Linked DNA regions of Homo sapiens: region 2 is linked to region 1. The links are chromatin contacts, found by Hi-C or POLR2A ChIA-PET in ENCODE. All regions are on one chromosome and are shown on one strand. The core of a region is the stretch at or near the end of the contact, and the rest is flanking DNA. Distances in the headings are between cores, read along the strand shown. Region 1 has its middle 23 kb from the start of MDS2. Region 2 holds the start of ELOA (elongin A).

Region 1 (4,563 bases), core at 261-2,760:
AGAAGCCTGCTTGGTTGAGTGTGGTCAAGGTCATGATGAGAAAGAACGAGATGACTGAGATGATGCAGTCACAGCCCCCATAGATCACAGCCAAGACCAATAGGGCAGGGCCTCGCATTTTGGGGGAAATAGTGGACCGATGGACAATCCTGTCCAGGTTAGACGCTCTCTTCCCTCCTCCCTTCAGTCCTCCCGGACTTCTCCTCCCAGTCATTATCCTCAGTCCCCACTCTGGCCCTTCCCCCTCCTCCCTCTCCCTCTCTGTTTCTTCTTCCCACCTTCCCCTCTTCTGCAGGGATTCACCAGAAGAACCCAGACTTAGGAGGCTGGCTAGTTGAGTGAGCCACCTGGTCTCTTTCTGCCTCAGTTTACTCATTAAGAGAATGGGGTGGCCAGGTGTGGTGGTTCATGCCTGAAATCTCAGCACTTTGGGAGGCCGAGGCAGGCGGATCACCTGAGGTCAGGAGTTCAAGACCAGCCTGGCCATCATGGTGAAACCCCGTCTCTACTAAAAATAGAAAATTAGCCTGGTGTGGTGGCACACACCTGTAGCTCCAGCTACTTGGGAGGCTGAAGCAGGAGACTCGCTTGAACCCGGGAGGCAGAGGTTGCAGTGAGCCGAGATTGCGCCATTACACTCCAGCCTGGGTGACAGAATGAGACTTCGTTTCAAAAAAAAAAAAAAGAAAAAAATTGATTCCTCAGCCACAACAGCTAAATTTCAAGTGCTAAGAGCCACATGTGGCTCGTAACCAATATTCAACAATATGGATATAAAATATTTTTGTTACCACAAAAATAGAAAGTTCTTTTTTTTTGTCTTTTTTTTTTCCTTTTTGTGGAGAATAGGGTCTCGCTATGTTGCCCAGGCAGGTCTCGAACTCCTGGGCTCAAGCTATCCTCCCACCTCTGCCTCCCTGAGAGCTAGGATTACAGGCATGCGCCACTGCACCTGGCAAAACCAGAAGGTTCTATTGAACAGCACTGCTCTTGGAGAAATCATCTGACTGTCTGAAAATGTAAGCCTGAGCCATGGTGCTAGGGGACCTGAGTTTCTGTCCAGCCCCATCACTGACTGGCCAGGCAGTCTTGGACAAACCACATACCTCTGCGCCTCATTCTCTCTATGAACTGTGGGCAGAGGTGGGATCAGGCAATATGTGAGTCTCCTTCAAGCTCTGACCTTCTGGGGTGAATTCCATGAGCTCTGAATTCAGTTTCCAGCTACCTCCACCCCAGTCCCTCTGGAGTGTCTCAGCTGGCCCAGACTTTTCCTGTCTACCAAGAGGAGATCAGATGAACTCACTTGCCCTCGGGCTGTGACGCACTATGTGTTTCTCAAGGGACAACATCTGACTGGACCTGGCCCAGTGTGAGCCAATCAGAATCTCCCTAACCAGAACCTGGTTTAGGGACTTAGGGTCAGTTAGTGAGTCTTTGCAGGTAGCTGAGACTGTCCCTGGGAGAAGCAGGTGGCTGCAGCCATGAGGCTGTGCGTGACTGAGTGGAGGAGAATGCCAGTCTGGAGAGAAGACAGGAGAGGGTGAGAGAGAGGAGGAGAGAGGAAAACACAGCCGACCTCCAGGGATTAGTAGTGAGAAGAATCCCCAGTTTAGGCTCTTGGAATCTGTGACACCCTTGTGTTTTTTAATACATTCTCCCCACTTTCTATTATTTCTACGAGTTCCAACTTATTTCTGTTTCTTGTCACCAAAGATTCCTAACCCACATAGGTTAAAGTGAAGGGGTTTGCTTTATTACTTTTCTGAAAAGTTGAGTAAGTTTTCAGTTGGAAAAAAGTGCAAGGTAAAAAAGGACACACACACACACACACACGTCATGCACGCAAAACTAACAAGAACAAACGAAAGGAAAACAGCTATTTGTTACTGATTTGACAAGTGTTTCTGGAGCACCTACACCATGCCAGGCATTGTATCCAGAGCCTTAGACACATGACCTTGTCTAATCTTCCCTACAACCCTTGAAAGGTGGGCAATGTTTTCTCCATTTCAGAGACAAGGGAATTGAGGCACAGAGAGGTTAAAGGACAGGGCAAGGACACACAGCTGGCCAGCAGCAGAGACAACTTGAGCCAGGGCTTGGCGAGAGGACAGTCAGCTGGGTCTTTCTGACATCAGCACAGCTCCTGAGCAAGGAGATTTCTTGGGTGGGGACCCACTTGGCTCAGAGAGTGCAGCAAGCCAGAAAGACCCCACCCTGCCATGAGGGCGCAACCCGGTCATTCTGGCCACAGGGGAGCACAGTGGTCTTTCCACGGTTTGAAGCGGGAAGGGTAGGTTCAAGAAGAAAATCCTCCGAAGTAAAAAATACTTGGAATCTTTCAAGATCTCTTGTTTTCCATCTTCTCCAGATTTCTCCTATAAAAAAGCCTTTCTGGATTGAGAGTACAAATCATTCCTCTCCTAGCTCCATGGAGGAAGGGAAGAGGCAATACCAAAATTGCTTCTGGAATCAAGAGCTTACTTTGCAGTTGCTCGACTTAATATACAAAAATCTCTTACGGCCAGGTGCGGTGGCTCACACCTGTAATCCCAGCACTTTGGGAGGCCGAAGCAGGCGAATCACCTGAGGTCAGGAGTTTGAGACCAACCTGGCCAACACGGTGAAACCTGTCTCTACTAAAAAAAAAAAAAAAAAAAGCAAGGCTTGGTGGTAGGCGCCTGTAATCCCAGCTACTTGGGAGGCTGAGGCAGGAGAATCGCTTGAACCCGGGAGACGGAGGTTGCAGTGAGCTGAGATCATGCCACTGTACTCCAGCCTGGGCGACAGAGCAAGACTGTCTCAAAAAAAAAAAAAAATCTCTTTCAAATCAATAAGAGGAGGCCACTGGCTGGGGTAGCTCATGCCTCTAATCCCAGCACTTTGGGAGGCTGAGGCAAGAGGATCACTTGAGACCAGAAGTTGGAGACCAGTCTGGGCAATATAGGGAGACTCCGTCTCTACAAAAAAAAAAATTTTTTTTAATTGGTTGGGCACGATGTCTCATGCCTGTAATCCCAACACTTTGGGAGGCCAAGGTGGGTGGATCATCTGAGGTCGGGAGTTCAAGACCAGCCTGACCAACATGGAGAAACCCCATCTCTGCTAAATATACAAAATTAGCCAGGCATGGTGGCACATGCCTTTAATCTCAGCTACTTGGGAGGCTGAGGCAGGAGAGTTGTTTGAACTCGAGAGGTTACGGTGAGCCAAGATGGCACCATTGCACTCCAGCCTGGGCAACAAGAGCAAAACTCCATCTCAAAAAAAAAAAAAAATTGGTTGGGCACAGTGGCTCATGCCTGTAATCACAGCACTCTGGGAGGCCAAGGCGGGCGGATCACCTGAAGTCAGGAGTTTGAGAACAGCCTGGCCAACATGGTGAAACGCCGTCTCTAGCAAAACATACAAAAATTAGGGCCAGGAGCGTTGGCTCACACCTGTAATCCTAACACTTTGGGAGGCCGAGACAGGCGGATCACGAGGTCAGGAGATCGAGAACATTCTGGCTAAAAGGGTGAAAATCCGTCTCTACTAAAAATACAAAAAATTAGCTGGGCATGGTGGTGGGCGCCTGTAGTCCCAGCTACTCAGGAGGCTGAGGCAGGAGAATGGTGTGAACCCAGGAGGCAGAGGTTGCAGTGAGCTGAGATCGTACCACTGCACTGCAGCCTGGGCAAGAGAGTGAGACTCCAGCTCAAAAAAATATATATATATCAGCCAGGTATGGTGGTGTGCGCTACTCGGAGGCTGAGGCAGGAGAATCGCTTCAACCCGGGAGGCGTCACTGCACTCCAGCCTGGGTGACAGAGCAAGACTCTGTCTCAAAAATAAATACATAAATAAAAATAAAAATTAGTGAAGCATGGTGACACACACCTGTAGTCCCAGCTACTCAGGAGAATTGCTTGGGTGTGCAGTGAGCTGTGATCTCACCACTGTACTCCAGCCTGGGCGACAGAGCAAGAGCAAGACTGTTTCTCTAAATAAAAGGCAAATTAAAACAGTACATCATTTCTTTTTATCTTCCAGGTTTTCAAGCAATAGAAAAATTATAAAAACCATTGTTGATGAAGATGCAGGAAAACAGGCACTCTCGCCGGGCGTGGTGGCTCATGCCTGTAATCCCCGCACTTTGGGAGGCTGAGGTGGGTGGATCACGAGGTCAGGAGATCGAGACCATCCTGGCTAACACAGTGAAACCCCATCTCTACTAAAAAATACAAAAAATTAGCCGGGCATGGTGGCGGACGCCTGTAGTCCCAGCTACTCCGGAGGCTGAGGCAGGAGAACGGTGTGAACCCGGAAGGCGGAGCTTGCAGTGAGCCGAGATCGCACCACTGCACTCCAGTCTGGGCGACAGAGCGAGACTCCGTCTCAAAAAACAAACAAAAAAAGAAAATGGGCACTCTCACAGTCTCATACTTTGCTGATAGGAGTTTCAAATGACATAATTTATCTGAAGGGTATTTTGGAAATATGCATCTAAAGCCTTAAAATGTGCATCCTTCTGACTCATTAATTCAACCTGAGATACTTTTCAAAGGAAATATAATTACA
Region 2 (5,169 bases), core at 223-2,722, 92 kb before region 1:
AAGAATGACGATTGGTTTTCTGAGCACTGACTTTCAGCCTGGTACCTTAGCCTTTCAGGTTAGTCCTAGGAAGCAGCAGGTGAGGAAGAGGCTCAGCAGAGCAGTTCCCCCACGGCCCTAGCCCTCCCTCCACGACTTCCTTTTCCACCAGGACTGAGTTCCAACTCCTAGAACTGCCCGCCCCGGCCAGAATGATGACGGAGAATGCCAAACACATAAGTGCTTTTTCATCGTTGTACTTCCACTTAAAAAATCCTGACAACTGAGTTCAAGACCAGCCTGGCCAAGATGGTGAAACCCTGTCTCTACTAAAAATACAAAAATTAGCCAGGCGTGGTGGCGGGCGCCTACAATACCAGCTACTCGGGAGGCTGAGGCAGACAATTGCCTGAACCCGGGAGACGGAGGTTGCAGTGAGCCGAGATCGCGCCACTGTACTCCAGCCTGGGCGACCAGAGCAAGACTCGCCTCAAAAAAAAAAAAGAAAAAAAAAAATCCTGACAACCACCAGACTGTCTCCTGGAGACCAGAGAAGTGAGTGACAGAAAGATGAAAAGGTACAAGAACGCGTTTAACTTAATATTCAGTTTGTACAATAAACAACAAAAACTAGTTAACTACAATTAAAAATGGTTGTCCATCACTCGAACAACGAGAAACGGTAGCTCTTACCTTCCTATTAATGGCCAAAAGGAAACCTAGCTGCGACTTCCAACCCCGGGCCCCCGCCTCTTTTTCAATTCCAACCTAAGTTTTCAGGAGTATGCTTAGGTGACGCGAGGCTTTATTCTGTTTTGAAAGGGATTCACTGAGAAAGCGAAAGGTCCACGCTCTGATATCCAGCCGGAGAGTAGTAACCGCGTCTCCGAGAGGCGCGGACCAGACCGCGAGTCCAGGCTCCGCAGCGTTCGGGCGCCCGTCTTCTCCTCCCAGCGAACACGCACCCGCTGGGGAGTCCGCGCCGCTCCGCGGGGAGCCGGGCACCAGCGCAGGCACCGGGAGGCCAACGAGGCGGCGGCCAGCGCCCTCCCGCCCCGGGCACGCTCTCCCGCAGGAAACAGCTGGCTCGGGACGCCACGGAGCGCCTCTGGGAGGAAGCGCTAGGCACGCGGTGTCCGCACCGGGCGCGCCCCCATCCCGGGCCCGTGAGGGAGGGGGAGCGGCCGGGGCCCCGCGTCCCGACGCCCGACGCACGGGGTCCCAACGCGCGGGCAGCGGTCAATGGCCGCGAACTTCACGACCCCAGCCCCGCGGGGCCTGGCTCAGGGTCCCAGCCCCCGAACCCCGCCACGCTCGGGCCGCGACCGTTACGGGGCCCTCACCGACCCAACGCCCATCCCGCTACGCGCCGCCCCCTCGCTTACCTTCTTAGGGTCCGGGTTCGCGGCCAGGCGCGCCTGCAGCTTCTCCACAACTTGGAGCGCCGACTCCGCCGCCATCGCTGTCACTGGCGCGGCCTCCTCGCCGGAACTGGGCTCGCGTCGCGTCCTCGGGCCGCAGCTCCGCCCTCCGTGCATCCCCGGCGGAGACGGAAGCGCGCCTGGCCCCTTCCGGGCCTCGGCTGGGGTGTGTGGGGGGCGGTGGGCTGCAGGCTCCGCCCCCAGGGCCCGCTCCCCAGCGCCCACCCGGCGGCCGCGCACTCCTCGCGCCCCTGGCCCAAGTGTGCGCGCTGGGGGCTGGGGGCTGCTCGGGCCGTACGCGCCTCCGCCGCCGGCACCCCCGCTCCCTGTGCTCGCGTGCTGAGCCCAAGCCTGGAAGACCTCTCCAGGGTCTACTTCAAGACGGAATGAGGCCACCGCGCCAGACCCTGGCCTTATAAATGCCAACGCTTTCTCCCGCCTGGGGCTTAGCCACACCCTAATCAACACCTTGTCAGGGGTCCCGGGCTGGTGCCCGTCCTAGGAGTCCGCAGGCACCCGCGGTAGCAGCCACCCTAGGCTGAGCACACGATGCGTCAGTAGTTAGACTATCTTTTCCAGCCTCAGTACAACCTGATGAAACGAGTTGTATGATCTTCATTTTACAGATGAGGAAACTGAGGTTCAGGGAGACCAAATTAACTTGCAGATGGCCGCAGGACAGGAAAGAACTGAAAATGGAACCTGAATCTAAGATGTCTAGGACCATTGTGAGCGCACATTTCTGAACAGGTCGAGGAATTGAGGCCCAGAGAAAGGGATTTTTCAAAATCCAAACAGCTTAGTTCCTTCCATGAGGCAATAATAGCCCATGTGTCTTGTTTTCCCCACAAACAGTGTCTGGCACATAGGCACTAAATAAATACTTATTGCATGAATGTATAGATAGATAGATGTTTCCTCTGATGACTTGCCAATGAGCCGTATGGCTTGATTAGAAGAGCCCAAGATATTATTCTTCAGGCCGTCTACTCTCATCCTAAAAGCACTAAGTTTTACCATTACTAATACTACTACTAAAAAGAGCAACTAAATAGTTGCAAACTCACTTAAAGTACCAGCACTGATTACATCTCATTTGATCACATCAAAGCAGAACCTAATCAGATCTTCAGCAGCAAATTGGCAATGCACCTAGCCTGATCTCTCCCTCAAAGCAGGAAAGCCCAGAGATTCTTCCAGATTCTAGCTCTGGAAGAAAGAAAAACATCTTAAACACAAGTTGTTTCTTCAAATGAGCATTCATTCACTCACTATGCTGAAAAGCCCTCTCTACCATGTCCCTACTCCTCCATTTGGCGCCCCTCCCCCAGTTCCCTAAGCAACTGACCACCTTTTCAGGGTGTAAATGGTCAGTTTATTTATCTGTCTTGCCACTGGGCTGTTTATTTATCAAGTACAGTAACCGACCTGTCCAACTTTGAATCTCTGCCACCTAGCATCATCTAGACCTTATAATCAGCATTGGATATAAAGTCCATACAAGACTAATGACCATCCACTTGGTACCCTAAGGCTCAACTGAGGGATGTTGTAGAAAAGGCATTGAACTGGGTGTGAGAAAACTTCGATTCTAGTCCCAGCAGTAGTGTCTCCCTCCTCTGCGTAGCAAATACTTTTACATTTTATATTCCTTCCATTTTGAAAATGTACCACTGGTGTAATGGAATACAGACTGATTCTTGAAGCAGAATTGCTGAGTAATTGGCCTGGCACATACTCGGGACACATGAAACATTCTGCAGATGTTATCCAGAGAGAGCTCAATAACCAAAATGAAAAGAAACAATGAGGTTGGGCACAGTGGCTCATGCCTGTAATCCCAGCACTTTGGGGGTCAAGACGGGAGGACTGCTTGAGCCCAGGAGTTTGAGACCAGCCTGGGTAACGTAGTAAGACCCAGCCTCTACAAAAAATACAAAAATTTTAAAATTAGCCAGGCATGGTGGTGCGTGCCTGTGGTCCCAGCTACTTGGGAGACTGAGTTAGGAGAACCATTTGAGCCCAGGAGATCAAGACTGCAGTGAGCCATGATCGCACCACTGCTCCAGCCTGGGCAACAGAAAAAACAAAACCAAAAAAAAACAGAAAGAAACAACGAATGCTTCTGGGGGATCCTGGAGTGGGTGTGCTGCTCCCAGACAGCCACCCCTATGTCAGACTGAGTCAGGCTTACCTGCAAAGTACTCTTACATTTGGATATATGACTTTTTTTTTTTTTTTTTTTTGAGACAGAGTCTCACTCTGTTACCCAGGCTGGAGTGCAATGGCGAGATCTGGGCTCACTGCAACCTCTGCCTCCCAGGTTCAAGCAATTCTTCTGCCTCAGCCTCCCGAGTAGCTGAGACTACAGGCATGCGCCACTACGCTCGGCTAATTTTTGTATTTCTAGTAGAGACGGGGTTTCACCATATTGGCCAGGCTGGTCTCGAACTGTTGACCTCAAGTGATCCACCCGCCTCAGCCTCCCAAAGTGCTGCGATTACAGGCATGAGCCACCACGCCTGGTCTGGATATATGACTTCTAGGATGAGCAGCTAATTATACATGTGTAATTCTCTGATTTTTTAAAAAAACTTTTCAACCACTTCTAAAATTGGTACTCTGTATGTATTCACTGGGGGATTACCATTGTAACCCTTGGTTTACACACGAGTGTTCAACACAGGAATGAGATCCCTAAGGTCAGAGGCTATTTACCCATCTTCAATCAGCAACATTTAGCACATAGGTGAGATTCAGTAAGTTTCTTGAAAACTGAAATAATTATTATTAAATTTAAATTATTAAATATAAGGCTAGCCTGACGTGTCATCTGAAAACCTAAGAGGGGCTCCTCAGCTCTCTTATCAGCACTACAGAGCCCTCTGCGAGAGTAACTAAAAGACCCATCCTATTCTGTTTGGGAGATGAATTCAAGGCTATACTAGGGGAGGAGGATGGGCAAGGAGGCTCTCATCTGCTCCGTACACTTTTTTGAATTTTTGCAGCAAGTATAGTCTACTCAGTATAGTCTCGTTCAGTCGCCCAGGCTGGAGTGGTGACGCGATCTCGGCTCACTGCAAGCTCTGCCTCCCGGGTTCATGCCGTTCTCCTGCCTCAGCCTCCTGAGTAGCTGGGACTACAGGCGCCCGCCACTACACCCGGCTAATTTTTTTTGTATTTTTAATAGAGATGGGGTTTCACCGTGTTAGCCAGGCTGGTCTCGATCTTCTGACCTCGTGATCCGCCCGTCTCGGCCTCCCAAAGTGCTGGGATTACAGGCATGAGCCACCGCACCCAGCCCTTACTTTATTTTTTTTTGAGACAGGGTCTCACTCTGTTGCCCGGGCTGGAGTGCCCTGACACATTCACGGCTCACTGTCAGTCTTGACCTCCTGGGCTCAAGTAATCCTGTTGCCTCAGCTTGGGACTACAGGTGTATGCCACCATGCCCAGCTAATTTTTTTATTTTTATTTTTTGTAGAGAAAAGGTCTCACTAGGTTGCCCACGCTGGTCTTGAACTCCTGGGCTCAAGTGATCCTCCCGCCTTAGCCTCCCAAAGTGTTGAGATTCCAGGCATGAGCAACTGCACCCAGTCTGGTCTATTTTTATAATGAAAATAACTTAAAGGTATTTTAATTTTGGAAAAGAGTAATCCTAGGCTGGCTAGCATTAGAGAGATTTAAAACACTGAAAGACAAGTTAAAAAAATTTTCAGGCCGGGCGCAGTGGCTCATGCCTGTAATCTCAGCACTTTGGGAGGCAGAG

The links. A loop is a pair of places that touch in the nucleus more often than their neighbours do. ChIA-PET counts read pairs that join two places held with the same protein, here RNA polymerase II (POLR2A). Pooled maps may share reads with other maps.
Region 2: a map with no recorded cell type shows a loop between it and region 1 (2.7-fold over the local background). The contact joins the promoter of ELOA here to the enhancer-like site in region 1. A Hi-C loop is called at or near these places in 1 of 168 maps with a recorded cell type or tissue (OCI-LY7), 5 of 37 single-sample maps with no recorded cell type and 5 of 50 pooled maps. POLR2A ChIA-PET finds 5 or more read pairs at or near these places in 6 of 52 experiments (H1, OCI-LY7, activated CD4-positive, alpha-beta memory T cell and 2 more).

Annotation. Positions count from the first base shown.
Region 1 is chr1:23,648,103-23,652,665 of GRCh38, reverse strand. No RefSeq gene overlaps it. Among named protein-coding and RNA genes, the nearest start is that of MDS2, 23 kb to the right of the region's middle. Within about 2 kb of position 1,510, at least 7 of the 41 ENCODE cell types and tissues checked have a DNase peak (open chromatin) inside an H3K27ac peak, as active enhancers do.
Region 2 is chr1:23,739,774-23,744,942 of GRCh38, reverse strand. ELOA (elongin A) reads right to left here and starts at 1,472. Exons shown (of 11, transcript NM_003198.3): 1 at 1,365-1,472. The coding sequence starts at 1,439. RefSeq lists silencers at 811-1,290, 1,441-1,670.